Linked DNA regions of Mus musculus: region 2 is linked to region 1. Evidence: chromatin loops called from intact Hi-C (ENCODE). Cell type or tissue: gastrocnemius. All regions are shown on one strand. Each heading gives the region's core, and the rest is flanking DNA. Links, peaks and the distances in the headings are about the cores only.

Region 1 (16,292 bases), core at 3,178-11,177:
CTCTGCTCCCCACCATAGTCCAAGTGCCTAGCTATGGTCTGAGACATAACAGGAGCTCAGATCATGTGGAGTTTCTTTGTTCCACCATTTTTAATGAGAGCAAGACAGGTGTATTCTGGTGAATTCAATTTTGGCACATTCCGATTTTGTTGCACACTGATTGACACAATTTCATTCAGATTTTCTTGAGTATATCTTTATTAGTAGCCATCCCTAAAATGAACCCTGTAAATTATAATTAAAGCCATGCCTTATAAGTAAGAGATAAGTGATAAACAGCTGGAGCAGCCAATTTCAACCCCAAGTCCGTTAGCTTTTCTTGGCAAGCTTCTCTGTAGTAGATTGCAAAAGCAGTTCTGGATCAGTTGGTCTGAGAGAGCCTTAGCTGCCAAGATTCTGAAAGCCACAAAGGTTATGTGCCCTCCTTCCCAACCTTCACTTGGGGTAGTTGATCAGAAAAGCCATCTGGAATGCAGGCTGAGTGAGGCTTACTTACATATGGAGGAGAGTGGGTGTATTCATTGTGTAAAACTGATTGCATGTTCTCAGATATGCATGTTCTTCTAACTCCACCCCCACCAAATAGCTCTCATTTAATAGGATGGCTGTTGAGTCCATTTTTCTGAAAATAGCTGAGAGAATCAACTTAAGGAAGGAAAGTTTAGTTCTGTTCATGGTCACTTGGCCTCATTAATGTGGCAAAGGTCCTGCCAGAACATCCTGGTGGAGGTGTATACTGGAGCAGAGCTGTTCACTGCATGTCAAGCCAGAAATCAGGCTGGGGCAAGATTGCAGGGCTTGCTCTGGTGACCGTCTTCTTCCAATAGGCCCACCTTCCAGTAATGCCTTCATATGAATCCTTCTCAGGTTTCCTCTCTCAAAATCAGGGCCCTCAGATGCTAGTTACTTCCTCAAAACTCCTTAGTTGGCAAGGAAGACTTCAATGCATGAGTCTTTAGAGCACATATCATAGCTAAGCCATTTAAAAAAAAAAAAAAAACCTTCTTCAGGTCGTAAACAAGGATTTAGATACATAACCAAGAAGTTCTCTGAAACAAGACTCTCCCAAGTGATAGAAATGTCTTGAGTAGGTATCTCTTATCCTGGATGTAATGATACTACTTTCTTTACAACCACAGGCATGTCAGTCTCTTCATATGTGACATAAGGATCAATATGACTTGACTTTACTTATATCATAGGAAAGAAATCCCAGGAGACAGGTCAAAATGCTACATGAACACAAGCCAGTGATGGGTTTCTATAGTTCAGGTTTACTGGTCACTGGTTGAAACCCAACCCCATCACACACTTGACAAGCAGGTATTGGCTTAGGGGTAGAAGTTAGCCAGCTAAACTTGCTCTAAAGACTGCCAAAGTTGAAACCTCCACTTCTTTTCCTGTAGGTCAAGGGGGCAGTGAGCCTGCTGCTGTATTTGGTGGCCTAAGGTGACTAGAGACTTGGTATTCATAGACAAGGTTAGCTGGATGCGTGTGTGTGTGTGTGTGTGTGTGTGTGTGTGTGTGTGTGTGTGGTGTTGGCAGGTTGTTTGTCAAGAACAGATTTTTAAAACTGTGTAGGTTTTGATCTTTATTTTGCTTTTTAATACCACTACTATTTAATAGTATTTAATAATACTACTGCCATCCATGTTAGAAAGCATTTTCCCAGGAGCCAGTGCACAAGACTTTAAGACCATCTAACATAGCTATTCTACTATATCTATTAGTTATGACTTAATTTCCTTCTGACTTTTTTGGTACGTTCATCCGTCCATTCATTAACCCCCCTTCTCTTTTCATTTTCAGTTTGGGCTTCCTGTAGACGCGCCCTTTCCTGTGCAACAGAGCTGGGCTTCCCTCTCTTTATTTCCCCCCTTAACATGCTTAGAGGGCATACACCCCATGCCTTCCCTTTTTCTTCCTTCAAATGTTTATAGAAGCCTGAGAGTCAAATGATGATGTCTGGTTCCTGACCAAGAAGCCAGCAATCTCGTGGCTTGGAGATACATTCCATACCTCAGTCCCTCTCCTAGTACCCTCCACCATATGCTCTCTCACATCCTCAATCCATCTCTGCCAGACTCACACATGTTTACAGGTCACTGTTTGTCACTTTTGTGTACCAGCTTCCCCATTAGAATTCAACCGATACTTGTTTTCTTGAAGAATTTCCATCCACCAGTCAGGGGTCAGAACTGTCCCCTTATACTCCTGCATCCTAGTCACTGGGATTGTTCTCCCACTCCTCTAATGCCAAGAGCCATAGCCCCTTATAATAGGTTCTAAAAGAATTGCCAGCGATGCCTGTTTCTTCTCCCATCTTAGCCAAGCCCTTTCTTGATTTCCTTTATTCGGAGTCAGTTTACACAAGCTGTGTTAAAAGTCAGCCACACATTTATTCACACCAAGCCCTTCCTATACAAAACACAATTGCTGGAACAGATAGTGTATATTCCCCCTCTCTAATTCTAGGGACCCCCACAGATACAGAAGGGAAAATAAACTGGAATGTTATCACCAGCCTAGAGTCTTGATTCATAGGCTTCTAAAATTCTCCTTGGGGGTTTCAGCATGCCATTGGTCAATTCTTGCCATCCCAATGAAGTGGAATAGCAAGAATAATAATAATCCAAGTAGCTGATCAAAGAATCCAGGCGTGGGGTTGTCTAGTGTTCTAGTCTCCCTGATGAATGTAATGGTAGGGTGAACCTGCATTTGCACAAGTGACACTTGAAAGAGGGAAGAAAAGAGGCATTGTCACTTGAAAGGTCATTTACTTTGGTCTAAGGATTTGATATTTTTAAAAATATGGTAGTTTTAAGTTTTATAATGGGTCCCGCCTGATTGTGGCTTTTGGAAACCCTTTGAAGTACAGAGCCTTCCACCGTCAGGGCCAGGAGGCAGAGTATGGCTTTTGGCGTTTGGCTAGTGACAGAGCAACAGCTAGAGGCGACCTGGCAATGATCTGTGGCTAATATGGCGTCTCTCTGCCCTTCCTTTGCAGTAACCCATGGCTGTGTATTGAATAGTATGGCCCGCTACAGCTGGACTGGACTCCACTTAGCCTTTTAAGCGAAGGTTCTTATTTTAACTGACAACTTTTTTTAAAAAATATGGTGCCAGACAGCTGGGCCCTCCACCCCTGCTCTGGTACTTCAAGCATTTTGTTTTTGTTTTTGTTTTTGAGTTCTGCAACTTGCTTCTGCCTCCCAGTCCCACTGGCATGGACCCTGACTTCTTTTATCTTGTTATAAAGGTGGCTGTATGATCACTACCTCTAAAAAAATGCAATAAATAAATTTGCAGGCCTTCTGAACTGTTACAAAAGGGCAGGGGCCATTGTCTACAATCATAGTTAATAACTTGAACCTAAGACTAAGCCCAAAGCAGAACTTGTTAAAGCAAGCAAGACAATGTGCGCACTTTCTCTTTTCTTGTTGGCAAAGAGAGAAGGCGGTTTTGATCTGTACTGGCCAATGGCCAGAGGCAAGGACCAGGTGACAAAGTGAAAGCCTGAGCTAGTCCTTCAGAAAAACCAACTGGAAGTGGAGAATTGCAGGAAACCCTATGCCTAGAGGCGAAACAAAATGAAGCCAGCCACCTCGGGAACAGAAAGCCCTAAAGCAAAATCTCCAAGTATCTCAGATACACTCAGTAATCAGGAGAGCCAGGCTACTGAGTGAAGGCTGTCTGGGTCTCCTAGAGAAAGGCCCCTTATTTGTACCCATGGAGTTCTGTTTGTTTTTAAAAAAACAAGTTCTTACTATGTAGCCCTGGCTAGCCTTGAAATCACAAAACAGACCAGGCTGGCCTGAAATTCACAGAGATTTGCCTGCTGGTATTTTGCACTGGCATTAAAGGCAAACACCACCACACCCAGCTGCCTTAGGGGGGTTAATCCACCTTCCCAGACTGCCTGCCAGCCTGAAAGTACCACCTTCCTTAAAAAGTACTTGTATTTTTAAACGAGGCCTTTCATTTGCATCTGTATATACACTCCCTACTTGAGCCTGGAGGATTTCAGAATACTTCACAAGTATTTGAGCTACACAACCCTCTAAAAGCAAGCAAAAACTGTATATAAAGTGAGGAGCTTTTTGATCAGCATGGCTGATATACCCCACCCCATGCTATAGGAGGATAGTGACACGTAGAGAAACGAAGGGACTCATCCAAGGTCCCAGCGCTATTCCTTGGCAAGCAAAATTTCCAATTTCCTGTCTCTGGGTTCCTAATCCTTTTCACCAAGCAACCCAAGTATTTATGGTTTTTTCTGGAGACAAGATTTTTTTCTTTTTTTTTTATGTTCAGAGAAACCAGTGTTAGATGACTCTTGAGGGTTTTTATGTAGAAAAATAGGATAGGGTGGGTAGGCACAGGTGAAGAGAAAGCTCCAGGCCAGCTGCCATGATGCTGGATGATCAGTTAGCTGTAAGTCTGTAAGTCAAAACAGAAAATCAGATCCTGTAAGTCTGAACCAGGACCAGGCCAGTGTACATTTCACTGGTGCACTGTGTAATCAGGGAACTCAGGTAGATATAAAAAGCAATGGTACCTATTAAAAGATGATGCTAAATTTCATTGAGAAGTTCTCACTGTAAATGAGACAAACTTTTGTCTGTCTTCACTTGAAAGTCTTTAATTAGTACAATTGTTACTATTTTTTTAAAAAATTACTCTAAGTTCCCTGTTTACTTCTGGCAAAACAAAAAACACTCATTAGAGAAATGGTCTGTGCTTTTCCAGACTGGAATGGAATGGCTTCCTGAAACACACACACACACCCCATTTCTCTTAAGCCAAGAAGTCTGCTTTCTCCACCTGGTTTGGATTTTTTAAAAATCATTTGGCATTCACGTTTGGCTGTTAATATGTGCTTATTTTTAAATTAAAGCAAGATGCAATTAAACGTGTGTGTGGTGTTCTTCAAACCTTCTCTATAGATTTCCTGTGCTGATGGCCCATCGTGACCTGTTCCTGTCTTCTCAGCAGTTAATCTGTACTACCTTCCACTGTCCACCCCCCTTGCATGTCACTTTGAATGTCCTTTCTCCTTGGCTAATTTCGTGTTTTCTCTCTCTTTCTCTCTCTCTCCAGCTTTTTTTAACCTTGTCTTCAGCAGCTGTACTAAGTCTAAAGGAGAAGACTGCCATTATAGAAGAGTTAGTTAGGGCTCCATACTGTCTCAAGCAAGAAACCAACCAATCCCCCTCCCCTGCAACTGCGCACATATACACCACACTCAACAAGTGTACATGTGTCCCTGTGTCCAGGCAAGAAGCTCTCTTCTGACTTACATGGTGTTTCACATGGAATTGTCTTGTCCCAAACTCACAAGGCAGGAAAAGAATCATCAGAGCTGGAAATGGACCAAATGTAACCTCAGAGAGACAACAACAGGACCACTCACCCAGGTGTTGTTAAGTGACTGTGGCAGACCTCAGCTGTGGTGTGGAAGTGCTGTTCACCAGGTTTTGAGTGTTACGTTGTTTTTCTTAAAACGATTCTCTGGTTCAGTGGGTTGACTGTCTTCAGACACTATTAAGCTGATTTTGAATATGGAAGAGAAAGTTGAGTGGCATTTGCACCTTCAGCATTCACAGACTTTCTGCAGACCCCAGCAAGGTGGGGAGAAATGGAACAATTACCATTCAGCTGGAGAAAGACATGAGGGCGGGGGGAACTTAAGCTTAGTTGAGAACAAAGTTTCTCCACACAAACTTCCAAGGGGCTTTGCAGGTTTCGCAAGAGGTTTCTATTCAACTTGGTATCTTGAAGGAGAGCTTTGATGGCGGTACATCTGCCTTGAAATCATTGGCTTTCCTTACTCTCTGAATACCATGTGAATGTGCTCATTCCTATCTGTCCACACCACAGACACCAACATTCTGCTGTCTCGTCTCTTGAGAGAGCCTCTTTGCATGTTTTCCAGAATCTCCGTTTGTTTTTCCTTTCTTCTCTGTGGTTCTTTTTGCTCAAAGGTGTGATCAGTCACTGCTCCTCCGGGGCTTCCATTCTCCAGAAGATACATCCCGGAACCAGCACTGTTTAGCTCATTATCTTTCTAATGTCCATGTCAATTTTCAATAAAATTCAAAGAAATGCTCAGTGGCTCCATGATCTGCTCCCATCAGTTGGTGGCATGGGTCACGGCAATTTGCTTTAGGAATGGGTGGCCACCTCCCAAGTGGATAAATTGGGAGGCTCAGAGAGCTGCCAGGAGCCTACTAAGTCTTCCTCAGTGGACTGGCATGTCCCTTCCCCGTGCCTTTCTTCCTCCTGTCCCTGACATTCCCATGGGACTGGGTGGTATTAGCAGGAAGTCCTCAGCTTTCCCTTTAACTAGCACTGGTTGAACTAGTGTTCGACAGTAGAAGGAGGGTAAAGACAGAAAATGGCATTCCACAGAACAAAAACAAAAACAGCTCTTATTTACTCCTGTGCTGTGAACATTTTCCCAATTTCACTAGTTGAAAGGCATTCTGTAGATACCAAGCCTTGGGTCACTCAGGGATGCCTCCAATCCTCCCGGGCATTGCAATAGGTAAAAGGGAGAGTGGTCAGTTTTCAGAAATCTGCTTGTGAGTGAATTGGGGCTTGCTTCCCTCAGCTTCATTTGCCTGAAGACCAAATGATGAAGAAAGGAAACCTAGAAGCCTCTGCTTGGATACCAGAGCAAATAAAATTGACCAACCTCTACGCAGCTCACACACTAGGGGGCAGCAGAGTGAGACTATACTTACGACGTTGGTGAACACTGATACTGAGAAGGTGTTGGAAAACACAGGATCCATAATCTGTTGGAATAGCGGGAAAGTTGTGTTGTGTTAAGAAAACCACAGGCGGCCTGGTAATACAGTAAGTCGCCTACCGCCAAGCCCAACTATTTGAGTTCGATCCCCAGGACCCACATGGGGGAACGCGAGAACTGATTCCTTGCAAGTTGCTCTCTGACCTCCCAACACGTGCTCCAGCACTTCACCCCTACACGCACTTCATCTCAAGCCCCCAGCCCCCACACACACCAAAAAATAAATAAATAAATAAATAAATAAAAAGAAAGAAAAGAAAAAAGAAAAGAAAAAGAAAGAAAAAAAGAAAGTCAAATGCTGAGTTCAAAGCACTGGGGTTCTGTTTCCAGTGGTAAAAGCAATAAAATCTTAAACCAGGTGTCAAATTCCTATAATCTCAGCATCCAGAAAGCATCGGGAAGAGGATGTCTTCTCTAACCAAACACAGTAAGTCCAATACCAACCTGGGTTATACATCCAGATCCTGTCTCAGTAAACCCGGCGGGTTGGGGGTGGGGCTTCTTGAGAAAAGAATACCAGCAAATCCTTCACAGAGCTAACTGAAAACAACAAACAAAAAGTATGGGGCCATTAGGGTCAGCAAGCTGGCTCAGCAGGAAAAAGTACCTGCCGCCAAGCCTGGTGGCCTGGGTTTGATCCCTGGAACTCACGTGGTAGAAGCAGAGATGGACTCACGCAAGATGTCCTCTGAGTTTAAGTCAAGTGCGTCATGTGGGCACAAACTCGCTAAATAAATACTTTAAAAATCCGTGGGCCGGGCGGTGATGGTGCACGCCTTTAATCCCAGCACTCGGGAGGCAGAGGCAGGCGGATTTCTGAGTTCTAGGCCAGCCTGGTCTACAGAGTGAGTTCCAGGACAGCCAGGGCTACACAGAGAAACCCTGTCTCGAAAAACAAAACAAAATAAAAATAAAAATCCGTGGATAGAACTGAAGAGATGCTCTGTAGGTTAAACCCACTTGCTGTTCTTGCAGAGGATGGGGTTTCTAGCACACAGGCTTGGGGGGGGGGGTTTCACAACTGCCCCTGCACCTCCAGCTCCGTTGATTCTCTCTCCCTCTTCTGGCCTCTGAAGCTGCAGAATTCACAAGCACATACCCACACGCGGACAGATACACATATACATGATTTAAAATAAATCGTTTTTAAAACCCTGTGCATTTACTAAATGGGGTGCTTGGGTTTGGATACCTCCCACTGAGAACCATCTCCATTTTGCATTACTGCTTGCCTTCTTGGCATGGGCTTTAGAATGTCCTTGCCCTAATAGGGAAGGGATGTAGTTCAGTGGGTAGAATTCTTGCCAGGCACTTACAGCCTTGGGTTCAATCCTCTGCACAAAATAGAACCAGATGTGGTGGCACAGTCCTGTAATACAACACTGAGGAGATGGAGACAAAAGGATCAGGAGTTCAAGGGCAGCCTTGGCCACTGTGTAATGTTCTATACTAACTTACATTATGGGTAATAAGGACATTCTCTTCTATAACCATGTCTTAGGGTTTCTATTCCTGCACAAACATCATGACCAAGAAGCAAGTTGGGGAGGAAAGGGTTTATTCAGCTTACACTTCCACATTGCTGTTCATCACCAAGGAAGTCAGGACTGGAACTCAAGCAGGTGAGGAAGCAGGAGCTGATGCAGAGGCCACGAGTGATGTTCTTTACTGGCTTGCTTCCCCTGGCTTGCTCAGCCTGCTCTCTTATAGAACCAAGACTACCAGCCCAGGCATGGTCCCACCCACAAGGTGTCTTGATCACTAATTGAAAAAATGCCTTAGAGTTGAATCTCATGGAGGCATTTCCCCAACTGAAGCTCCTTTCTCTGTGATAACTCCAGCTGTGTCAAGTTGACACAAAACTAGCCAGTACAAACCACAATTGTCAACTTTGGTAACTGACTCATCTCATTATTAAACCACTTTCATCTACCGAATAATTTTCTTTACATAATTTCCCTTAAATGTAGGATTTAGTCTAAAGTCATACATTTTGCCTTGTCTTCTAAATCTTTAATTGGGAACAGAATTTCTTTTCTTTTTATGACATATTTTTTCTAATATTTTATTTTAAAATTGTGTGTGTGTGTGTGTGTGTGTGTGTGTGTGTGTGTGTGTATACAGTGCCCATGGAGGTCAGAAGAGGGTGTTTGAGCCCTTGGAACTGGAGTTAGAGTAGGCTTAAGTGTGCTTGGAATTGAACTCTGATTCTCTCAGAGAATGGTATGCGTTACTTAACCTCTGTGCCATCTTTCCACCCCCAACACTGATCTTTTTAAGGTCCTGCTTTTTGTTTTTGATTTAGGATCCAAGATGTGGGCTGTCAAGATAGCTCATCCATCAGAACTGCTTGTACATAGTCCTAACAACCTGAGTTCGAGTCTCAGATCTTACAAGGTAGCAAGGAGCAAACCAAGTCAGAGTGCTCTTCTGACTCTCATAAATGCACCATGGCACACACACACACACACACACACACACACACACACGCGCGCGCGCGTGCGCGCACAATAACTCAGCAATTCATTTCATTTTGGGTCAAGGCGCTACTTCATTCCTCCACTACATAATTGCTAGGCTTGTTCATTTCCTCTTCCATCAACAAACTTGCTACTAAAACCCTATGTGGAGAAACTAGAAGTCCCCAAATACACCTTGCTCCTTGTCAAAACCCTCCCAGATTTAGCATCTGCTGATAGCTTTTGCCTGAATGGATCTGACAAAACAACTTTCAATTTCAGCTCTCCGTTCACTGCTGCTAGGAAGTGCACAGTGACTGCACAAGAAGCACAAGGCTTTTCTTCCATCTCCTTTATCTACCTAGCATCACTGAGGATTTATGACTTTATATAATAAATGTCAGGGACAGTTAATTTGGGATTTAATTATTTTATTAACTTTCAAACTTAGCATACGGAGTAATGGGCTTCATTACGACATTTTCATGAATCCAAGTCATTACACTTTGTTATCATATATATACATATATATATATATACATATACATGCATACATATATGTAAAACTTCTTTTTTTAAAAAAGATTTATTTATTTATTTTATGTATGTGAGTACACTGCACCTGTTCTCAGACACACCAGAAGAGGGCATCATATCCCATTATAGATGGCTGTGAGCCACCATGTGGATGCTGGGGATTGAAATCAGGACCTCTGGAAGAGCAGTCAGTGCTTTTAACCACCGAGCCATCTCTCCAGCCCCTCTACTTTGTTCTTATTTGTCCCCCACCCGTAACCATCTTTCACACACACACACACACACACACACACACACACACACATTTTTCTCCTGTTGGTTCTTTTCCTCCTCAAGTCCTCTTCCTTCGCCTTTCAAGTCATACTTACTCCATTTCCTGTTCTTTTTCTTCCTTCCTTTGCCCCTCCCTTGAGAATTTCCCCCCTCCCTTCTCATATTCCTCTTTGGATTTTCAAAACACACACACACACACACACACACACACACACACCAATGTTTTCTACTTCATTACTGCTCCTAATGACTTTGGTGCTCAGGTTAGCCAGCTTTAGCCTAATTGTAGGTTCAAGATTATTGCTTTGGATCCATTAGTAAACATTCCTCAAGTGCCTCTGTGGTAAGGAATACTGTGGTCAAGAACCCTGTGGGGTGAAAGGCGAAGTATAATTATCTAGGAGAACAAAGTGGACTGATGGGAGAGGAGGGAGGACAAAGGCAAAGGAGAGGGATGTTCACTGCACACTATATACTCATGGGAATCTAAAAACTAATACATACAGTTTTTTCAAAAAAATAAAAGAAAATTGTGTGAGACTGAGTCAGCAGGATTGCTGCAGGTTTGAAGACAGCCTAGGCTACAGAGTAAGACTCTGACTCAAGAAAAAAACAAAACAAAAGCCCCTTACAGGATTTATATGCAGATTATGGCTGATTGCCAGAGAGACACTTTCTTCAGGGCTGTAGCCGATGGCAAGATGTCTGTGCTCCCATAAACAAAAGTTGACCCACGCTACTGTAAACTACCCTAACTTAACTCATTGCATTACCAAAAAATAAAATTAAATTAATTTTTTAAAAAAATCTATGAAAGTTGAAAGCAGGTTAGTTAGGAAGAGGAAGGAAGTTGTAGGGGGAAGAGCGGAAGAGAGTTACTATAATGAGTTGTGGGTATGATCAAAATAAGCATGCAACACTTGCACACATCTAATTTCTGATATGCTAATGGGAATAGTGCTTAATTGGGTTCTTGGTTCTGAGGTTCCCTCCTGTCATTACTGACTCCTTTACAAGGACGGTCAGGAAAGGAAGCCTGGTGCAGTCAAATGGGTTGTGTGTGTGTCTAAAGAGAGCGACAGAAAGCTGTGCTGGAGAATGATGAAGGGTGAGAAGATGGAGGGTAACAGGTTTGGGGAGTGGTTCAGAACTGCAATGGGCTGTGTTTATAATCTCTTTCCTCCACAGGACTTCAATATTTATTCAGATAATCTGTTTCTGTTTCTGTGTCTCAGCTGCTTCCTGAGTGATTCTGTACCTTGTGAAAAGGGAATGGGTTAAAACAGGTTGGCTGTAGGATTTTATTAAATGGACTCCTGGAGAGAGGTTATAGAGCATACAAAATGTTCTTCTGTTTTCTTATCTAGAGATGATACGGTTTACAATCTATCAAGGGAACCATAAACATAACAACATTATGGTTGTTCCAGGAAAAACAAACTCCTTTTCTTGGATATCCGGGAATACAGGGGGCTTAATCCAGGACCTCGTACATGCTAGGCAGGCACCCCACCACTGAGCTACATCCACAGCCCACTAGATGGCCTCTTAGATCACTTTCACTGCTTCTCATGTTGTATTTCAAAAGTCAGATTTTAAGAATTTGTTTGCTTGCTTGTTCCTGACCCCTACCTTTCCCCCGGCTACTGCTCTCTGGAAACATCCCTACAAATACACTCAAAGTTGTGTCGTTTTAATGCCCTAGGCAATTTTTTTTATTATTTTTGAAACTAAAACATAATCACATCATTTCCTACTTTCCCTTGCATGCTCTGCTATGAACCCCCTTTCTCTCTCTCCCTCTCCCTCTTCCTCCCCTTCTCTTTCTCTCTCTCTCCCTCTCTCTTTCTCTCTCTCCTAAATATACAAACACAATCTGCTCAGTCTATATAATGCTACTTGTATGATTATAGTTGGAGAAGCAAAATTAATCATCACAGGTGCTAAGATGCTATAACAATTTTATATTTTGAAAATAACACATAAGAAAGATAGATGTCTACTCAAGCTTATTCAGAAATTCAGTAATAAATTTGTGGGACACACACTGACTTAAACATCCAAGCTAAGGCCACAATGTTCTACAGGTTCAAGGTTGTATGAACCTTCTATATAAGCCAACTTAGGAAATGGATCGCATATCTGTTATTCAGGAATCTATAGGAAACTCTGCCCAGTATAATCATAATTCCCTGAGTAAGAATAATTGTGTGCAATATAATCATCTCTCAAAACAAAGCATATTTTAAGTTTATAGCAAGAGGAAAAATGGTAAATATGGATGTTGCAAACAACTGTAACTGGCCCACAGGAATAATGTGGTTTCAGAATTAGTGCTTTTCTGAATTAATGCTAATATGGGAGCCTTAAACTTAAATGCAGATCTGATCAAGATTTGTTCTGAGTGAAGAGCAAGGAGTTTTCCTTTTTTCTCAGAGTTAAAGAAAGATGTCTTCGAACTGCAATATTGACTTTGATGAGGGTTGGTAGCATAGAACATGTGATGATAGGTTTTGGGGCTGCTATAAATGAGGCTGAATAGCTCGAGAACTGAAATTTATTTCTTAAGAGTTCTAGAGGCTGGGAAGTCTAAGATCAAGACTTTAGTAGAAGTGGTTGTCTGGGGAGGAATGTTCTCTGCTCCCAAGATAGTTTCTTGTTGCTGTATCTACCAGAAGAGAGCAATATTGTATCCTCATATGGGGGAAATGCTGTGTGAAATATGTTTTTATAAAGATCTTAATCTGTCAGGAGAGAGTAGCCTAATTAACTCTTAAAGATCCTATGTCCTTTTCTGTTCTTGGTGTGTGTGTGTGTGTGTGTGTGTGTGTGTGTGTGTGTGTGTGTTTTCATTTTTTAAGATGGGGTCTCACATAGCCCAGGCTGGATTTACAGTCAGTTTGTAGCAGCAACTAGCTCCCAAATGCAGAGATTATACTTGTGTCCCTACACCTAGCTTAAGACTCCCCTCTTTTTAAGATTTATTTTGTGAGCATTAGTATTTTGCCTCCATGTATGTATGTACAACACATGCATACCTAGTACCCACAGAGGTCAGAAGAATGGTTGTAAAGCACCGTGTAGGTGTTAGGAACACAACTCCTCCTCTGTAAGAGGAACAAGTGTTCTTAACCACTGACCCATCTCTTCAGCACTAAGACCCTACCTCCTAATGCTATCACATTGGCCATTAAATTTCAGCAACTGCATTTTGAAAGGGACATAGCCATAGAAGCCTGAAATGGATCAAATTATTAAAACACAATCACCTTATGATGTAGACTCTAAGAAACTAGGATGGTGCAAAGAGAAAGACATCCATAAATCTGACTAGCCTATGGCATGCCCATGAAAGCCAGTGCAGGCATTAAGAGCAAAAAAAGGAACCCCCTGTTTTCATAGAGTGGTTATTTTATCAAGGGAATAAGAGTCAGTTGTTTTAACGTTTTTCTTTCTCAATTTTTTATTAGAAGATTTAAAAGACGCAGTGCTAACTTGTGAAAGATGTCAAGACCTAAATTAAAATGACACCATTGAGTGGAAATAGTTACATGTGTAGAAATGTGCAAAACCAGAATATAATATACGCTACAACATTAATCAGCAGTGGATATACACCTAGAAGGAAATTTGAACAGCAGTTCTCAAGAAAACATAATTAAGAATTTACAGCTTTTCGTAATAATTAGGTGTGGACCCATTCAATAATGAGTTTTGGTATTTTTAATAAAGCATAGATACTGTTATTGAGATTTAATTGTAGGGCAATTTTTCCAGTGAAGTAATTCTCTCCCTCTCATGCATCCCTTCCTGTTTTCCTAGCATCTGTCCTCCCTTACTCCCACAGACACACATAAACACAAATTAGAAGCTACATTTGTTATTCTTGTCAATCCGCAAGTTGAGCATAGATCAGAATCTGTATTCCAAGTATCCAAGAGGCCAGGCTAAGTTCGAAGCTAGCCTCCCTTTTTCGTTAAAGTTGAGGGTAATACTGCTAGTGTAAGTGTTAAATCTATGCGGGGTTCATTCTCATTACCATGGTTGCCATCTGTATAATGATTTGTCCATTATTCTGCCCAGCGGCTATTAACTAGTCTTTTGGGTCTTTAGTAAACTGAAATAAAAATACATGATGATACGCTTTGTAATCTCAACACTTGGAAGGTTCAGGCAGTAAGACAGACGTTCACGATCACTCTTAGTTGTACTGTGAGTTGGAAGGTAGCCTGGGCTGCAGTTGAAAAACAAAACCATGTGCCGTGTGTGTGTGTGTGTGTGTGTGTGTGTGTGTGTGTTTTGACTCGACAGACAATACAGAATTGTCTGTAACCATGATCAGAAAAATGTAAGAGGGTCAGCTAGAGAAGTGTTGCTGTTATTTTCTTTGCAAATGTCGCCTTTTCAACCACACTTTCACAAGCAACTCCAAAGCTGATGCTGAAAGACGCATTGTTTTTTTTTTTCAAGCTATTCTCTGAAGAGGCATCTCAGAGCTAACAGAAAAAAAACATGCCACATCCCCTTGAAACCCAAACCCCTTTCCAAGGACACAGCTAGAGCATAATGCCAGGCATCACAGCCAACTAATCACCTGAGGGCACCTTCCAGGGACTTAACGGAATCATCAAATTCTAGAACCCCACTGAAGCCCCGAGAGTCCCCTACCAGGAGTCTCCGCCCTTCTGCCAGTCAGCAGAGTGCGTCAATGAAGAGTGACGTCAGAGGAAGGGAAAAATGCCCATCGCGCGAGATTTCGCGCGGGACTTTGAAGTTGGAGACCGGTTGCGGCTCATGCGCTGTGGCCTCACAACCTCAGGGTGGCACGCGGGGAGGTAGGGTGAGAGACCCGAGCCGGGGAGCGCAGCGTGCTGGTGCTTCTCCTCCTTCTTTTCTTCTTCTTTTTATTTTTTTTTTTTATTCTTGCCGCTACTCTCTCAGTGTGTGGGTCCCAGGGTCCGCAGAGGTGCTGTGTGGCAGGGCCCAAGTCCGCTGCCTAGTGTGCCCCATATATAAGGAAGCCCTCACGTCCCCACATTAGTTGGAGCCGTGCGGCTGGCGTGGCGACAACGACCATTGACCCCCCATCCCCGTTTCTCTGTAAGCGTAGCCCCCGCCCCCCCCAGGCACATACCCCCAGCCCCCCCAGTCTCAGCCCTGAGCGTCCCTCACACACAGGTTGCCCCCCCCCAACCCCAGCCGCCTCGCTTGCCCCCGGCCAGTTGGTAGGCATCGTCCCCGGGGGCCGTCCCCACTCTGAAGCAGAGAAGATGGCTGGAGGACGTCTGTTGCTGGGGGGCGACTTCCTGTCGCCGCCGCCGCTGCCCCCCCTCCCGCCGCCGCCGCTGCCGCCCCTCCCGCCGCCCCCGCCTGAGCCAGTGCTGGAGCAGTGGCGCTATAGCCACGAAAGTGACTGGCAGTGGGCTCTGCGGCGGAGCTTCATCTGCCGGCACCTGCACAGCTATCCCGGGGCTGCCCTGGACCAGCTCCTCGCGCTCTCCGCCGCCTGGACAAACCACGTTTTCCTGGGCTGCAGGTGAGGATGGTGTTGGGAGGTTGAGTTAGGGACAGGGTGGGAGATGGGTGATGCGGGTCGGCTGAGTGATGGAGGTGAAGAACAGATGACGGATGGTGGAGTTTGGGTTATGGACAGACCAAGGCAAGGAGAGAGTCAGTAAAGGTGGTCCAGATGGGAACCGGGGCAGGATGCGGATTATGGCTTGGAGGCTTAAGATTTGAAATTTTGCTAGAGGACATGGAGACGCTTCACTAGTCGTTGCGGGGTGGGGTGGGCGATCGCGGTTGCAGGCGATGACATGACAGCCCATGAGGGCACAGAGATGCCCCTCCAGGACCAGAGATGGAGATAAAGTAGATCCTGGAAGAGGGTCATTGAGAGGTAGTCGTTGCGATTGGTGATAAAGAGCAGAACCTCAGACCCGCATAGGGGCTTCCAAGGATGCGACATCTGCAGAGGCTATTTGATGGAGCTTCCGAGGGGAAGACAAGGAACTCCGCAGTTCTAATCCTAGTCTCCAGACCACTCTCTTCTTCTACCTCCATGAAATAAAGCAACCCCCTCTCCTTGCAGCCCCCCAGCCAGGTCTTATCATCTTCTCCTGGGGAGGCGGTATGTGTCGGGTCTTTGAGCCGCAGTGTCAGACTTGCTTGTAGATTTGCGCATAATGTACTCAAACAAAGAAATGGAT
Region 2 (16,292 bases), core at 4,796-12,795, 72 kb before region 1:
TTTGTAATGGCAGACAGCAGGTAAGGAAGCAACAAGGGCATTGCAGGGGATTTGAATTACATACTCTATCTCAGGCTGGGAGGTCGTGCATTGTACAAAGATCTTGTTCAGGTTCTCATCCCCTCTAGGGACAGGCAGCTGAGTGTGCTACTTCCGTAGGGCACCAAGGTATCTGTGCTGAAGTGTCCCCAGTGCTCTGATGTCTTATGTGGGATGTGTATGTAGGGGCTAGAGGCAGGCATGACTCTTCACAGGGTCCCCACAACCTCCATCCAGCACAACCCTCCTTGTAGCAGCTCTTAAGTCTGTTTTCAACCAAATCCCATGCCAGTAACAGAGCTCGGCCCAGGCCCTTTGTCATCTACTATGTGCCAGCCTTTGTCAGGGGAAGACTCAAAGGCTACCTACTGGAGGCCTAGCCTGGAAGCAGCCAGCGCCTCTGCTTCCCCACCCCCATCCGGTTGAGGCCCAAACCTTAAAGCAGTTCCTCAATTTTAGTCTTGGCTTTATATGTTTGTACTACATCAGTCCAGGGCCTAGGCCTTCCCCCAAGTGGTCCTGGGGGTCTCAGAAATTACAGCTGCTTCTCTTCCTTGATACCGTCACCCACCCTGTGGCCTCTGACTGTTCCAGGCTCTTCTCTTTTAGCCCACTCTCTTGAGTATCTAGAACATTGATGAAACAGGGATCACTTAATGGGATCCTGCTTTCAGCACTGGGGACACGTTTCAGAGAGTCCTTGTGCTCAGGATGTAGAGGTTACTTGAAGAGTCCCCGAGAGAACACGAGAAGCATTCACTGCTGGGTGCAGTGCAGGACCAGGGCAGTTCTATTGTAGACACTTTGGTTCCCTGCTTCTGCTCTCCCTATACTTTCTAGGCCTGGTCTTTGTGTGAGATCCCTCTCCCTGGTTCTTTCTTGTTTTCTGCTGTCCCCTCCTCAGGAGAGAGACCTAAGATCCTATCGTTCTGAAGTGGGGGCCTCCTGGGCCTTTGAGAAACCATATCTCACCAAGTTCATCAATCATACGGAGCCAACAAAAAAGCCAATCCCAAGACAGAGAGAGAGAGAAGAGGAGAGGGGTGGACTCCAAGGCTAGGGAGGTGGGAAGCATGCCAGGAAGAGGGCCACCAATGGCAGTTGTCTGGGAGGAAAAGGAGAGCAGGCAGGCATCTTTCTAGCCTTTGGATGTTATGAGCTGTCCCAGGTCAGCCATATGGTCCTGGGATGAATAAGTATTGAGGAACGATTGGAACTGGACAGAATGATTACCCCTCCTGTATCTGCATCTGCCTCAACAGAGCTAGAGACCTTCAGTTCCCATTCTTAGACTCCCTTCTGGCTTCTAACCTAAAAGGTGGGATGTTCTGCATCCCTGTTCGCCCTGTTCATACTGAGAGGAGGGACCAGAGTGGGACCAGTGACGTCAGTTTCTATTTGGTACAGTAGTGGAGAGCTGGGCTCCTACTGCACCTCAGGACAGGAGCGATGTCCTCCACAAGTCCCAGCTCAGTTGTGGGGCTGCACTGCAGCTCCCCAGTTAATGCTCCATTTCTAAGCTGTAATGTGGTGGCGCTGCAGGTGCTGCAACCCCTGTCCTGCCACCGCCCCTCCCCAACCCAAGGAGATAACAGGATTAGTTAGGGTAGACTACGGGAAAGCACTGACACTCCAGAGACCAATGCTCCCACCCAGGCACCCAGGGTTCTCAGTTGGGAGCACAAGAGGTTATGGGGGCTGGGAAAAGAAAGCGGACTGCAGATCTCAGCCTAGGAGCAAAGAGTAGGAGGGGGAGGAGCCAGGACACCCTTCCAGCCTCAGGTCTGGGGGCTCAGGGATGTAAAGGAAAACAGGGTGTGTGTGTGTGTGTGTGTGTGTGTGTGTGTGTGTGTGTGTGTGACAATTCAGCAGAGGTCGGGACGTACCACGGAGCCCAGTAGCGGCAGGGAGGGGGGGGGGCGGAGGACGTGGTCACCGAGGGGAGCCCCCGCCCCCTTCACAGAGGCCGAGACTCGGGTTGCAGAGAGAACTGGAACTGGGCTCGCCCTAGGGGAAGGCAGCGCGGCCAATCCGTCCCCTCCCCACACCTACTCTGAGGGGGTGGGTGATAGAGGAGAGGTTGGGGTTGGAGCAGCGGTGAGGGGGCCCCTCCCTGGCACCTCCCTCCACCAGACTTGGTCGCGCCCGAAGTGTAACACTTTCTCTTTGTCGGAGGAGCTCTTCTGTTTCCTGTGCAGCAGCTCCCGTTGCGGAGGCACCCGAAGCAGCCCTGGCGGACCAAGGAGCGATGGCAGCGGCCGATATAGCTCGCCAGGTGGTGAGTGTAGGGCTTGGATACCAGTCCCCGGGCTAGGGGTTGAGGGTGTGGGGCTGGGGACGGCCGAGCAGACTTGGTTGCGGCTCGACTACCACCACTACCACGAGGAGGGCAATGGGGTAGCATCCAGGAGCAAAGAGGCAAGGCGGGACTTTTTGCTCCTGGGGTCAGCGGCTCAGTCTACTCTCCCCGCAGCATGTCCTGGAGACCTGTGTTGGCGGGAGGGTGGGGGGGCGGGAGGGTTGGAGAAGCATACTGGCGGGCAGCTGAACTTGCATCGCCGGAGAGAGCTGCAGTGAGCGCCTCCGCCTCCCTTGCTGCAGCTGCGGCCCCGCCGCTGGGGCGTTGCCGAATGAATGGCAGCATGGGTCTGGAGCCCTCCGGGGCCCCTGTCCTCTTAGCTTGGGAGCGCCCCTGCCACAGCTGCCTGCTGGGACTCCAGCTTGCTCAGATAGAGGGGCGCGGAGCTGGGGGGTAGCCCGGGACCTAAGGCAGAGTGTGGTGAGGGGGGCGGGGAGGTGACTAGCTGGAGTAGGGTTTCTCCATATGCATTATATACGTGACTGCGTCTGTATGGGTATCAGCGTGTGCGCATATATGTGCATGCGCGCCCTCCTGCCTTCCCCGTGGCAGGGTTATGTGACCCTAAATGAGTTGGCCTGTTTCTGTGTGCTCACCTCTACGGTGTGTGTCCCTGTGTTCCAATGCTGTGTCCACTTGTGCTGTGTCCCACGGGGTCCCATTTGTGTATCTGTGGAAGGGAGGGAGGGATGCAGTTTATCCCAGCCTGTAGGTGGCTGGTTGGGTATTTTGGCACGTTCCTGGACGGTTCCCTGAGCGTCGGTCTTGGGTTCAGTGTACATGGGTTTATATGCTAAAACCTGTGGCGCTAACATCTTTCTGTAGAGACCAACGAGAACAGTGTGAGACTTGCAGAAGCAGTGTTCTCTCTTTCGGTAGCGATCAACTCTGGAGGAAAAAAAAAATCATCTTAAAAAACTAAAGTTTTCCAGCCTGGGATGTGCAGAGAAATCATACCCAGGAACCCGAGGTTCCATGTTTGTTTGTTTTAGGTCTGAAGTTTGCTTACAAAGATGAAAAGTGGTGACAATTCCACCAGCGCATCAGCACAATAAGCTGAAGCAGAATGAGGTAGAAGGCAGCCAGGCATAGCCCACTACCCCAAATACTGCTGGATGAAAAATGATAACCCTGTAACCTCCCATTTATGAACAGCCTGTGCAATGAGACTCCTGTGCAAAAGGAGGGGGTGGGGAGCAGCCTCTGGGGAGTTGGTGTAATTGCAATTGATTTGTTGTCTAAATCTGAGTCTCCAATCTGATAGCATTTTCTCTACAGATAAAGAAGTTTATTCCATTTCCTGTCTGGCTTTGGAAGGACGGGGTGGTTTATTCGAAACCTAATCCACCCCGTGTACAGCCCAGCCTTATGCAGCCATGGTGTAGAAGGTAGAGGCAGTTGTGAGACGCTGCTTGACAATGATGGAATTTGAGAGATTTCTCAAGATTGATGCTGTGATATTTGTTGCTTCTAGTGTTTTGAGGACAACCAGGGTGACTTTCTTATCTGCATTCTAAAGATGCTATAGTTTTAAGAAGATGAATCCATCTCCTGGCTTATACTTGCTCTATCCTTAGTGACAAAAACAAAAAACCCACAACACTATAATGATTTTTTTTCTTGCTTTAATGAATTTGCATTGACCTGCCCTCACCTCACCAGTCTCCCTTGCCTGGATTAGGATTGCAAGGCTGATGATGGTGAGGGAGAAGATTCCAGAAGGTTGCTTCACCTTAGGCACAACTCCAACAATCCAGAGATCACCTTTGTTCTGCAGATGGGGAGGGCAGCAAGGGGGTGGTTTGGGGGTGTCCCTTGATTTTGCTTTGGGGTGGCTCCACTTTGCTCTGGCTGGCCTTACCACATTGTAAACTGAAAAACATAATTGTATGGCAAATTCTGGAGCAGACCGAGCATTTGAGACTTTGTTATCATGATAAGTGGGTCTCTGGGAAAACTGACGTCACTCTCCATGCTTCCCTCCCTCAAGCCAGCGAAGCTCTTATTTATGTGTCATTTGTCTCTCTGCTTTCCTTTGTGTCTGCAAAAAGTTGTAATTCACCAGGGGAAGCTGGAATTAACTCAAGAGTCTTTGGGTGGCTCGTTGCTTCTGGTTTCTTCAAAGGAGCATGTGTCTAGGGCTTGGGAAGAGAAGACCAGCGAGCCAGGCTATGTGTGGCAAATTTAGAAGTTCTTCTTAGTAAATTCTGAGGCATGGTGAGAGACTGTCTTGGTATGTGTGTTTCAGCGTCTTCACGGATTCCCTGGAGGGTCACTGCCATCAAACATTGTTAGTGGTAAACCTGGCACGGCAGTTGTTGGGCAGGGCCTACATTTGGCCCTTTGGAAATTTGTAATTCAGTTGCATCTCATCTGAATGAACTCCAGAAATGATTCTGCATGAGAGCCCTATGCAAAGTGTACTTGTTTGACTGATGTGAATAGTACTATACAACCAGCCCTTGTCAACCATACCAAAAAAAAAGTAGCATACATGGCTTTCAAGGTTCTAGCCTAGTTGGAGACACACATTGTGGATACTGAGGTAATTAAAGAACTAATAAAAAGTTCCCTGGGGTGTGTCCCACCTATGAGGTGACTTGAACTGTCATTGTTCTGTATTTTGAGAGGTTACGTGCCTGACTCGTTCAGGGTGACCTAGGAGGGCACAGTACAGTCAACTAAAAGCTCTATCTCTTGGCTCAATGTTGCAGTTTTAGTTCAGACTGTAAGTACTGTGCTTTGGAAATCACTAGGCTTGAACAGATCGTACCCACAATGAGAACAGTGTTGCTTTTACCAGTTACAATCAGGCCACTGCCCCTAATGAGCCATCTTGCAAGGACAGCAAGAGTTGCCATAAGCCAGGGTTGTCCTGGAGCAGCTGGCCTCCAGTTGCCACCTGCCATTGAGAAGAAGACTGCTTCTGCATTCTGGTCTTACAATTAGTGATAATTATCTAATACATCTGTTTGTTTGTTTGAGTTGAGACAGACTTTTACCTGTCAGCTATGGTTCCCCTAGAACCCCTGCCTCAGGTGCTCTGGACAGCAGTTAACTCATGGTTTCCCTCTTGAAGCTCCTCCTTAATTCTTTATCACTAAAAGTAATAATTGTATCCCACCCCCAAAAAAAAAGAAGGAAAAGGAAAAACTAAACCCCATAGATCTACCCAAGGACACAGTGCTGAAGAAAGTTTACATGGCCCCAAATAGTGAAAAGGTGTTGAATCCAAGTCAAGGGAATATGGGCAAACATAGTTTCCCAACTTTGCTGTGCCTTTAAGGGTTGCCAAAAAGGTTAGAGGAGCCAGATGTGGTGGTGCACACCTTAGAGATCTCTGTGAATTTGAGGCCAGCCTGCTCTACAAAGCAAGTTTTAGTACAGCAACGGCTACACAGAGAAACTCTGAAGGGAGGGAAGGAGGGAAGAAGAGAGAGAGAGAGAGAGAGAGAGAGAGAGAGAGAGATTGGAGGAATACTACAGCACTAACCCTCTGTGTATGACTTCTTTCTTCAAAGGAGTTTCCAGTTTATTGTTGGTGGAGGCAGACACAAATCTTTATGTAGGGCTGATAAGAGGGCTCAGTGGTTAAAAAACACTTATCATGAAAGTCTGAAATTTGAGTTTGATCCCTAGAATATGCAGAATCAACGACCCTCTGACCTCTGCACAAATACCATAGAATGCAAATCGCCCCCCTGTGGGCCTGTGTGTACACACACACATTTGCACAATAACAAAGTGTTTACAAATCCATATTTAGTTATCATTATCCTAAGTGCTAAAGAGAAGGGCTACTGCCTGCCATGAGAAGTCATTACAGGGAACCTAATTCAGCCATGGATGAAGGCTGTAAATGATAGGAGAGGCCTCCTGAGGGCTTCTGGATAGGAAAAGGGTAGCTGTGAAGATGGGTGAGATCACACTTCTGCCACTTGCTTGGGAACAGTTCATTTGTCAATTCATCCACTGCTGTTTTCATTCATTCTCCACCATTTATTTATCGGGCACAGACTCTGGCAGATCCCATGCCAAGTGCTGGAAGTGTAGTGGTGGCCAAGGCAAGAAGGAACTCTGCCCCCTTGCAGAACTGCCAAATGAGGCAGGAACGAGCCCTGTTTCCTCTTGACATTTTAACTCCAAGAACTGTGAGTGGTAGTGGTGTATTTATTTACAAAACTTCATGACACTACACTAATAGGCCTGTGTAATAAAACGAAAATTTGATCTGCAATCATATGCATAGCATTTACTTTGTGGAGTGTCTGATATAAAATTTCTATTAATTGCTGGTTGTGTTACCAGTATGTCCCCTCCCCCCACACCTTGTTTCTGTAAGGGAAGAGCACCATTGCTTTAACTTGAGCAAAACTAATTTGCAAAGTTAGTCTGCTAGAGGAAAATACAAGCACTAATACAAAATTCAATAGTTCTGACTTCCAGGCTTGCTGGGACTTTTGGATTGTCAGTGCCATGGCTTCATATTAGCATGAACAAGCGAGAAAACCTTTATTCACAGATGTGTTGAAAGTATATTCAAGACACTTGGAGAGAAGAAAAGGGGATGGGGAAGGAAAAAGGATAGCATGCATAGATGTAAGATGCTCAGCTTTCTTGAAATGCTTCCGTCTGTATGACTTCATTTTCCCCAACAACTTCCTGGACAGGTATTCCTGGCCTCTTTATTTTATGCCTGCAGCAAGCAGGAGGCTTAAGTCCAAAGCCTTATTGCTGGTCAGTGGATGAAACAAGGAGACACCTACCAGAGCACACAGATTCCCTGTTTAAAAGCACTAGTCTTTCCAAGGTGTTTCTAAGAAATTAAAATTCTGCCATGTCCCCATTTCCCCCTCTTTTCCTTGCATCTGCCAACACCCCCCAAAGTGGTCAGAGAAAAGCAAGCTTGGTTAGCTATGGAGACTCTCTGATGGTAAAAAAGCTTTTCAGCTCAAATCCAAGATAGCACAGTCACGGGTTGTGTGGGTTTTTTTCTTTTTCTCTCTCCATATTGCTTTAAATAAAAATCTTGGAGCCACCAGCCATGTAATGATGGATTATTTTAAGTAACAACTGGAGGGGGTACAGAATAAATTAGAAACACAGACCCTTCCTCCTCAGTTTGGCAGGAGGCGGCTTCTGCTGTGGGGATTTGAAACCGTGGGCTTCTCAGCTGCCTGCACAGAGGAAGGAGGCCACATGCTCCGGAGGGTGAGAAACAACGTTATCCTCTTCTCCACTGTCTTCCCACTAGAGACAGCCATCTGCTGAATTATGCAGCAGGCTCTCAGCTGGCTCTGGAGTTGGGTCATTCCTGTGACCAGGGAAAGATTTCCAGGCCTTCTCAGGGACAAACCTCTGGGTTCCGGTTCCCCCTGCTAAAGCGGGCCCTGGGGTAACAGGAGCAGAGCTCCGCTCTCACAGTCATGATGAGGTGCGAGGTGGTGTTTGGTTTCCTTCACCACAGAGGCCCCCAGCTCTGAACACTGGCGCAGAGGCAAGAACTGGGTTTTTTTTTTTTTTTGAGATCCCCGTTAAACGAGACCAGATGGAGGCAGAGGCAAATTCAGGCTCCCCAGAGGGCAGTTGGGCATTCACCCAGAGGCCTATGGGTAAAGTCTTTCTTTCCTTTCCTTTTCTTAAAAAAAAAAAAAAGATTAGAGGTAACATGGCCAGAACACCTAGAAAACTGTTCAAACTGCCTTACTTGAAGGAAATGTGTGTGGCTTTTGTGGGAAAGTTGACCCACCCAGAACAGGGGTCACCCCTAGCCTGAAGTGGAGATATTTTATAGACAATGGCTTGTTGAGTTAGATAGACCCATTAGCTCTGGTGCTCTTGAGTAGAGCTGGGCAGCTGGCCAAGCCTAGGATCGGACTGGAGTCAGGAGAGACCTAGAGGAGAGAAAAGTAGGGGAGAGAGACGAGAGTCCGAGCACAGACCTGGGTACCCTTGGTTGTCTTCTGCTGGCCAGAGCTATCGTGGGTGAGCCCACGAACTCCCAGTTCATGTCTCCCTTGTCCTTTCTCACTCCTACCTGCATGGAGCCAGGAGCCTGCTGGCCTGGAATTTTAACAGCAGGAAGAAATACATCTGGTATTTAAGTCAGCTTTTCCATCTGAAAGAACAGTCTGCCTGATGCTAGCACCACTCACTGCCACTAAATCATCACTGGATGACTCGGGACAAGTCACTCCCCCCACACGCACACTCTGAGTCTCCATTTCCCCCTTTGCAAAAAGAGCCCTTGGGTTAGGTGATCTTTAAGGGAGTCTTCAGCTCTCAAGTCCTTGTTTCCTTTTTCTCCAGATTCAGTTCTGTTAGCATCCTGCCAGCTTCTGCTTCTGCCTGAGGTAGCAGAACCGAGCCCTACCCCTTCCCTCCTTCAGCTTTGAGCTGGATGAGGAGAGAGTTTTGGAGAAAGAACTTATGCTTTTAGCTCAGCAGGGTCTCTGTAAGTGAACTAGAAACAACCATTTGAACATTGCCTGTCTGGATAGGTATGTATATATATAGCTATCGAAATTTTATAAAGATACATGACAACTGAATGTTTGTCTGTGGAATGTAACTTTGACTGCACTAGGAGAGCTGGCTAGTTAATGGAGTCCTTGCTGTGAATCTTCTTACAAACAAGAAGCCACTTTGGAGTTTATCTTTGGTATTAAAATCAGTTGCATCTGTAGGCTTTGCTAAAGACCGACCTTCACCCTTGTTTAGTAAAGATGGTTTCTCCTTTGTGGTTCCTTGAGGTCCCCTAAACTGCTTCCCCACTGAAGCTTTGGAAAACCTTGTTTCTCCTTAGAATGGTCCCTAAATTTCTCTCCTAGCCAAAGATTTTATATCTATTGTTTTCTCTTACCCCAACTTGATCAGCCCATGAAAACTCCTGGCATTTGATATGTGGGGTACATTGGTTTTTACCTTTTTGTTTTAAATTTTTGGATCTTATTGGTCTCTCAAGGCTGATAGTATAGTACTTCTCATTCCTTTCACAACATTGACGGCTGTAGATGGGGTTTTATCAGGACTTTTGACATGTTTCAGGGCATAAGATTTGTCTTATGGTTTACAGGACTATAATTATATTGTACTGTTTAATAGTGAATTATATACTAAATGTGACAATAATTCACAATAAAGGAAGAGAAGAATTTATTGTATTGTTGGTAAAACAAATGTCTTACATATAATAAAATTGCCCAGATGCTATAGGCTGTACTTAACCAAACATGCTGATTATCTGTGTGTGTACAACAGTGTGTACAGCATTTTCTGGTTGAAGTTGAGGATTTTTTTCCTAAAATAGCAAAGCCACTTTCCTGCCTAGGAATGTACCATCAGTCTTTATTCAAAACAAAACATTTTTCCAGATTATAAAACTAAAGTATGCCCATTTTAGAAAAATTGGAAAACAGAATGGCTACCCCCAAAGTAACCTGTTAACACTAGTTTTCTCTCTTCACTGGGTTGGGTGTACAAGGTTGTTGTTGTTGTTGTTTTTCCTTTGCTTTACATAACAGCTTTGGGCAAGTATTTCATGCCATTTTGCACTCTTAGAAAACTGTTTTCATTACTTGCTTAATAGTCCATCCAATGTCATTGGGTGGATGGATTGGTTTCAAAAGTCTAGGAGATTTACAGTTTCTCTGTTCCAGAATGATGGTGGAGCAGGGAAAGAGGTGAAGGATTGGGCCCACCACTAAGCAGTCAATGAGGCTGCTACCAAGAACCATGTTTAAGCATTTGTCTCCCTTGCTAATGTTTGAGTGCAAAAGACCAGAGGAGAAAGTCAAGGGAAAGTAGAGTCTTAGGTCCAAATGCTCCCCCTGCCCCATTCCTTCAGGATGACTAGGGCTAACTTAGATACCTTGAGTTTGAACAGAGACAGGTAGTTCTCTATCAACACAGGCAGACCCTGAGTTCCCAGAGGCCTCACTCAGCAATGTGCTTTGTCTGTTAGGGCTGTTCAAGGACAGGTAGAAGTCAGTGGAGGACAGCACTTGCTTATCGGGCGCTTCTGGGACACTTTGCTCCCCCAAAACACAAACAAACAAACCAAAAGCAGTGGGGGAAAGATACACAGCTGGTCGCACCATACCTCGCTGTTCTTTATGTACCATATGTAATATTCAATTAAAATCTGAAATCCGTGTGTCCTCGGGAGGAGGCAGAAGAGAAGAGCAGTGTTTCTGCCTTTGATACAAATGTGGTTATAACGTGTTTCAAAACCGCAGGTGACTGCAGATGACAAGCAAACAGGAAATGGAGTTGGGCGGAGGGAAGTGGGGGGCTCTCTCGGTTCCCAAGAGCACCTTTCATTTTGCCTTCCTTTAGCCACTCTTGGGCTACAACCTAACTAATCACCTGGGCTGCCAAGCTGAATGAGCAAGAACTTTCCTTATCTTATTAAAATATATATATCTGTCAATTATACCGGTAACAATGTGAGTTAGTTCTTCTGTGTCATAAAAGAATTGAACACTACAAAACCCGATGACACCTCTAATTAGGCCTCTGTTTCCATTTCCTGTTCTCTGACGTAACTGCCGGTGTCTTTTGGTTTGGTGTCTTTTCATGCATCTGTCCTAGGTATTGGCATAGATTTATGTGCATGTGCATATATACCAGGCATTTTGTACATACATGTACTAATTATGCATGTCTTTCTACAATTTCTGTTTTCTGTTTTATTCTATGTCTTGGGGGTATTCATATCATTACATATGGTCCTGCTGCATTATAGTGGTAGAACTGTTCTAAAATATTCATGTTCATAATTTATTTTTCAGTTGTCTACCATTTAAGGAATTCCTAGCTTTTCATTTACTATCATCAAGGCTTTAATATATTTCCTTGTACATGAATCTTTGTACAGCTGCGTGACGTTCCACAGAACAGATTGTAAGGGTGGTTCAGGGTTATGGTAGATTCACAATTTTGTTAATTTGCTGCCATGAACATGGCACCACTTGCTACTCAAGATAGCTAGGTAAAGTTTCGGTGTCAGATGTGCTGGGCCAGGCTTCTAGTCGCATCTCCTCTTCTGCACCTTGTAGTCAGGTGAACATTCAATTAACTGCAATCAGAGTAATTAGGATCTCAATTAATTATACCACCTTAAGAAGGACTAAGGAGATAAGGCATCAGAGGTGCTGTAAGAGAGAAGAAAAGACACTTCCTGGGGCTATCCTGGGATCAGTGTACCCTTAGCCCAGTAGTCTGTCCATAATTTGCATGCATACATTTTCACTCTGAACAATTATGATCTTGATGTAAGATTCATTAGAGCAAGACAGGTGCTCTCTAGACAGACTTTTCTAAATCAAGAACTGTACAAATATGTTTGGATGCTTTCTTAACCACAGAGATTGAGACAAAGTCTTGGCTCCTTCAACCCAGTAAAAAGCAAAAATGAAAACAACAACAACAACAACAACACACCAACATCAACCAGGCCCTATGTCTCAAGTTCTCTAGTTAATTTAGGTAGAGTGGACACTGAGTAAAAGACACCAAAGAAATAGAGATTCCGAGTCATGTGTGATGCCACTAAAGGCAAATCTATAGTTACTTCGCTGTAATTCTTTTTTTTTTTTTTTTTTTTTTTTTTTTTTTTTTTTTTGCTTCAGATGGCAGGAAACTGGTCTGATTATTTCTCCCTCTTGGTAAAACCCCCTTCATCTCCCCATTATTCATGGGTGTTTCCTATGTTCATTCTTTATCTCCCTCACTCTTACTACCTCCCAGTGAGCACATCCAATTTTATATCTCTCACTCCCCAAATTTGTTTCTCAGCTTTAAATGCTCTCTGCACCTAAAACCTCACATTGCTAACTACTTATTGACTTTCTTCTCTTAGCTATCGCATCTTGAAATCAATTCTTATTTTCCCCGATGCATGTAAGACTCTTACAAAGCAAAGAGAAAAGGCAAACATATATATTTTTAAGTGAGCAAAATCATGACTAGATAATTTACATACACAATACCCATACACAGTTGACATTTTTAATGTTTACTATCACTAATAAAATTCAAATTAAAGAATGTGATACCATTTCCCAATGAGTCAGTTCACAGTAGATACAAGTCCATGAAACTTCATGGATACACAGACACACACGCATAATAGTGATGGAAACACACATTGGTATGGCCCTCTAGGCCATGTTAAGTGATGAATCTGTGTATAAAATCTGTAAACCTTTTGATCTGGCAAGATTGCTCAATGGGTAAAGACACCTGTTTTGTTGTCGGACTTGACAACTTGAGTTTGGCCCCCAAGGTCCACATAGAAGGAAAGAATGAACTCTTGTAGATTGTTTTATGATGTCTACATATGCACTGTGGCATGCATGCCACCATAAATATACACAATACACATACACACACATATACATACATACATACATATGTACATAAATGCATGTATATAAAAGAATATGTGAACACTTTGGTCCAATAGTCTTCAATTTTAGGAAATAGAAACATTTGCAACCCTGCAAGAAGACTATTTGTTTGTTATGTTTATGTAGAAAACTTGGAGATACTAAATATTCAGCAGTTAGGAAGAGGTGGCAGATTCCTGCATGGGTTTGTTGTATGGCCAATAAACATAACGATTTGGGGTCTAGAGAGATGGCTCAGTGGCTAAAAGCTCATACCACTCTTCCTGGGGATCTTCAGTTGATTCTCAATACCCATATCAGGTGGCTCACAACTGCTGTAGCTTCAGGTCCAAGGGACTCAATGCCTTCTCTTGTCTTTACAGGCACCTGCACTCATGTGCACATACCTATACTCAGATGATACGAGTGCACACCTTCAAAAATAATATAGGCCTTTTAAGAGACAATGTTCTAAGGAAATGATTTAGAAGTATACTTAAGTACTCAGGAAAACATCTGTACTAAGTGTCAGGGTATTAAGTCAGAGTGTGGAAAGGAGCAGATTATAGTATCCCTATTTTGTTAAAGAAAGGTGTGCTGACTGGCAGGAAATATATAGACATGTTAATCATCTTGGGGGAATGAAAATATAATTTCTGGTGTCTAATACTTTCTGCTGGGTGTGATAGCACAGGCCTCATCTGGGTACTGTGAGGTAGAGGCAGAACGACTGATAGTGTAAGAGCATTCTTTGCAATATCTTAAGTCTGAGACAAGTGAGCTACATAAGACGCTTCCTCAAAATGAAGATTTACCAATCACCTATCACATGCCTATTGTTATCACCCACAGCAGTTTAAAGAGCCCCAAAGAGCAAAAGGAAGAGTAAAGACTTTATTTCACAACAATGGGCTTGAGGAGTTTGGGGTGTTTTGAGTAGGGAGTACCATGAACCATGTAATAGTTAAAAAATATTTATTTTTAGATTTGTTTTATATGGTGGGTGTTTTGCCTGCATGTATGGATGGATACATACAATGTGCATGCCTGGTGCCCTCCGAGGCCGGAAGAAGGTGACAGTTCCCTAGAACTGGAATTAGGAATAGTTGTGAGCCACCATGTTGAGTGCTAAGAACTTAACCTCTGTAAGAACAGTTAAGTCCTCTTAACCACAGAGGTTAACCTTCTGAACCCCACATGCAGGAATTGAAAAGCTCTTTCTACCTACACAATACTTGACTGGATGAAAGAACAAGAGAGTAGGGGCAGGATATGTCTCCAGTGGTGTTGAAGTGACAAGGTGACAGACATGTACACATTTTGAGAAAAAATGCTGGTTAAAGTCAACTAACCTGACTTGAGACTCAAAAGGGGAGAGCCGAGATTGGGAGCATAGCTTAGCCATAGAGCTTAGTAGCATGTAATTACCATGCCCCAGTTATGTGGTGTTGGGGATTGAACCTAGGGCTTTATGCATGTTAGACAAGCATTCTCCCAACAGAACTGCATCCTAGGCCCTATATTTGGTAAGTCTTTCACAGTGGCGTGAGTTTTTAAGGTAAGGCGCTCTTCCTACTACCTGCTATCTTTAGTTTGAGAATTCCTTGGACTTCGGAGCACTTAAACTTTCATAGCGCTGAATTTGGAGGCAGGAGGAGATGATAAAATATGGCTCAGGAAACCTCAACTCTGAATCTGTCCCAATTTTGAGGCCTGCTACGTAGGAGGCTCCCTGGAGAGAGCATATTGGCTCTGAAGTCTCTTCGGTGCTTTGCAGAAAGGCTGAGAACCAACAGTGGTAAACTTCCAGCTTACTGTTTGCTTTAAGCAAAAAAGAAAAGATGGGAAATAGGGTAAGGGAAGTGGAAGGGGGTGAAGTGGGTATAGGATAAGGTAATGTGGATCCCTCGTCTTTGGGTGAACAAGGAAGACATCATCAACCTAACTCAGTGATAGCATATGGCAGTCTGTCAAGTGTGCTCTGTTGGGAGTTTGTATGGAAAGATGTCAGAGGGGAATGAATGTTCCAGATGGTAGTCACCAGCACAAGCTCTTGGAGGATCCAATGGCACTGATGGAGCAGGGACACCCCCCCCCCTTACACACACACACACACACACACACACACACACACACACACACGGTGAAGAGGTTGAGTGGCTGCTCCACCATCACATCACATCCCTTTTGGTGTGACACCTAGCCTAACAGCAGGTCCAGTCAGCATAGGAGCTGCCTGCTGGCACAGCCTGGGATGCTGGTATGGTCCCTCCTGGCACAAACCATGGCCTTTTGGGTTGCTTTAGGCATCCTGGTGGTTACGGAAAGTTTCGTGCAGCCTCACCCCACAGAATCTCTGCCTATTTCCATAGCCCATCATTCTTGTGAAGCTCGTCTGCCTCCAGCTTCCATTCTCCACCCTTCTCCTGACACCCCACCCTCGGCTGTGACCATTGGCAGTAAGCATAGTTTATGAGTACATGCAGGCCCATTTCATCCTTTCCTTTTGGTCCCTTGGAAGTCTGCCTGAGTTTGAGACTCTCCTCATTTTATAAAACCATTAACTATAAGAAGCTTAGGCCCTATGCTTTCCAGGGCTGGGAGTGGCTTGGCTGACCCCTGTGAAGTCAAGGGAACCAGTAGAAAGCTGGAGAAAGCTCCTTCCAAGCTAGAGGGAGCTACAAGTGTTTTACTGCATGGTGGGCCAGTTTTTAGGGTCCAAAGATAACCTCACAGTGCAGTGATAAGGACAGCTACTGTTTGAATGCTTTCCACATGCCAGGCAATATGCTCTGTGTGTGAGGAGTATTGTCCTGTGGAGTCTGCACATTCACTACTTACTCGTGGTTTTGTAATGGGACACTGAGAACTTAACTTGTTAAAGCTTGAGCTGCAAAAGTTGGCCTCTGACTCAGATCTGCCTGATTCAAAAATTCTGCACTTTCAAACCATTTTTACATTGAGTTATTTGTCTGTCTGTCTGTCTGTCTGTCCGTCTGTCTGTTTAGTGGGGGTGGGGGGAACTGGTGTCTCATGAGTGTGGAGATCAGAGGACAACTTGTGGGAGTTGATTCTCCTACCGTGCGAATCCCAGGTTTTGAACTAAAGTCATCAGGCTTGGCAGCAGGCACTTGTACCCTCTGAGCCCTCTTGCCTGCCCAAGCCTGTAAGCTCAACCTCTCTGCTGCGCCACATTTGTAGGTCTCCAAAGTGTCCTAGAGAGAAGGTTCACTGCCTTCTAAGGACTTTAGAATGTTCATTGAATATATGTTCACACATTAATTAAATATATAGCATTACCATAGATATTTATAAACATTGCTGTCCCCCTATCACCTCTGAAATACATCCTGTTGTCTCCTGTGACAGATGTGGAAGGGAACTGAGTCTCAGAGAAGCTCCCCAGCCTCTGAGTGATTGAATTGAGATCTCATCCAAGTTTGGATGAGGGGGATCAACTGCCCACATAGTTGATTCTGTCTAGGACAACAAGTGGTATTTAT

What was found. A loop is a pair of places that touch in the nucleus more often than their neighbours do. Peaks named below come from ENCODE experiments on the same cell type or tissue, not always from the same donor. Only the 100,000 strongest peaks of a DNase experiment are listed, where the experiment ranks them.
Region 2: a loop joins it to region 1, with 2.3 times the contacts of the local background. A loop is called at or near these places in 6 of 42 quality-filtered maps.

What each region holds. Positions count from the first base shown.
Region 1 is chrX:36,902,063-36,918,354 of GRCm38, reverse strand. Septin6 (septin 6) reads left to right here. Exons shown (of 10, transcript NM_019942.5): 10 at 5,101-7,083. The coding sequence ends at 5,110. Gm15008 (predicted gene 15008) reads right to left here and starts at 7,521. Exons shown (of 4, transcript NR_045917.1): 1 at 7,466-7,521; 2 at 7,259-7,354; 3 at 6,747-6,800; 4 at 6,370-6,623. It overlaps Nkrf (NF-kappaB repressing factor), which reads left to right and starts at 14,890. Exons shown (of 3, transcript NM_029891.3): 1 at 14,890-15,619. The coding sequence starts at 15,354. In gastrocnemius, for the core only: a CTCF peak has its summit at 6,717 (motif pointing right); DNase peaks (open chromatin) are centred at 6,736 and 7,369.
Region 2 is chrX:36,975,404-36,991,695 of GRCm38, reverse strand. Septin6 (septin 6) reads left to right here and starts at 2,001. Exons shown (of 10, transcript NM_019942.5): 1 at 2,001-2,317. The coding sequence starts at 2,288. In gastrocnemius, for the core only: no CTCF peak of the experiment used is centred there; DNase peaks (open chromatin) are centred at 6,444, 7,718, 7,972 and 8,265; H3K4me3 peaks cover 403 bases; H3K27ac peaks cover 1,944 bases.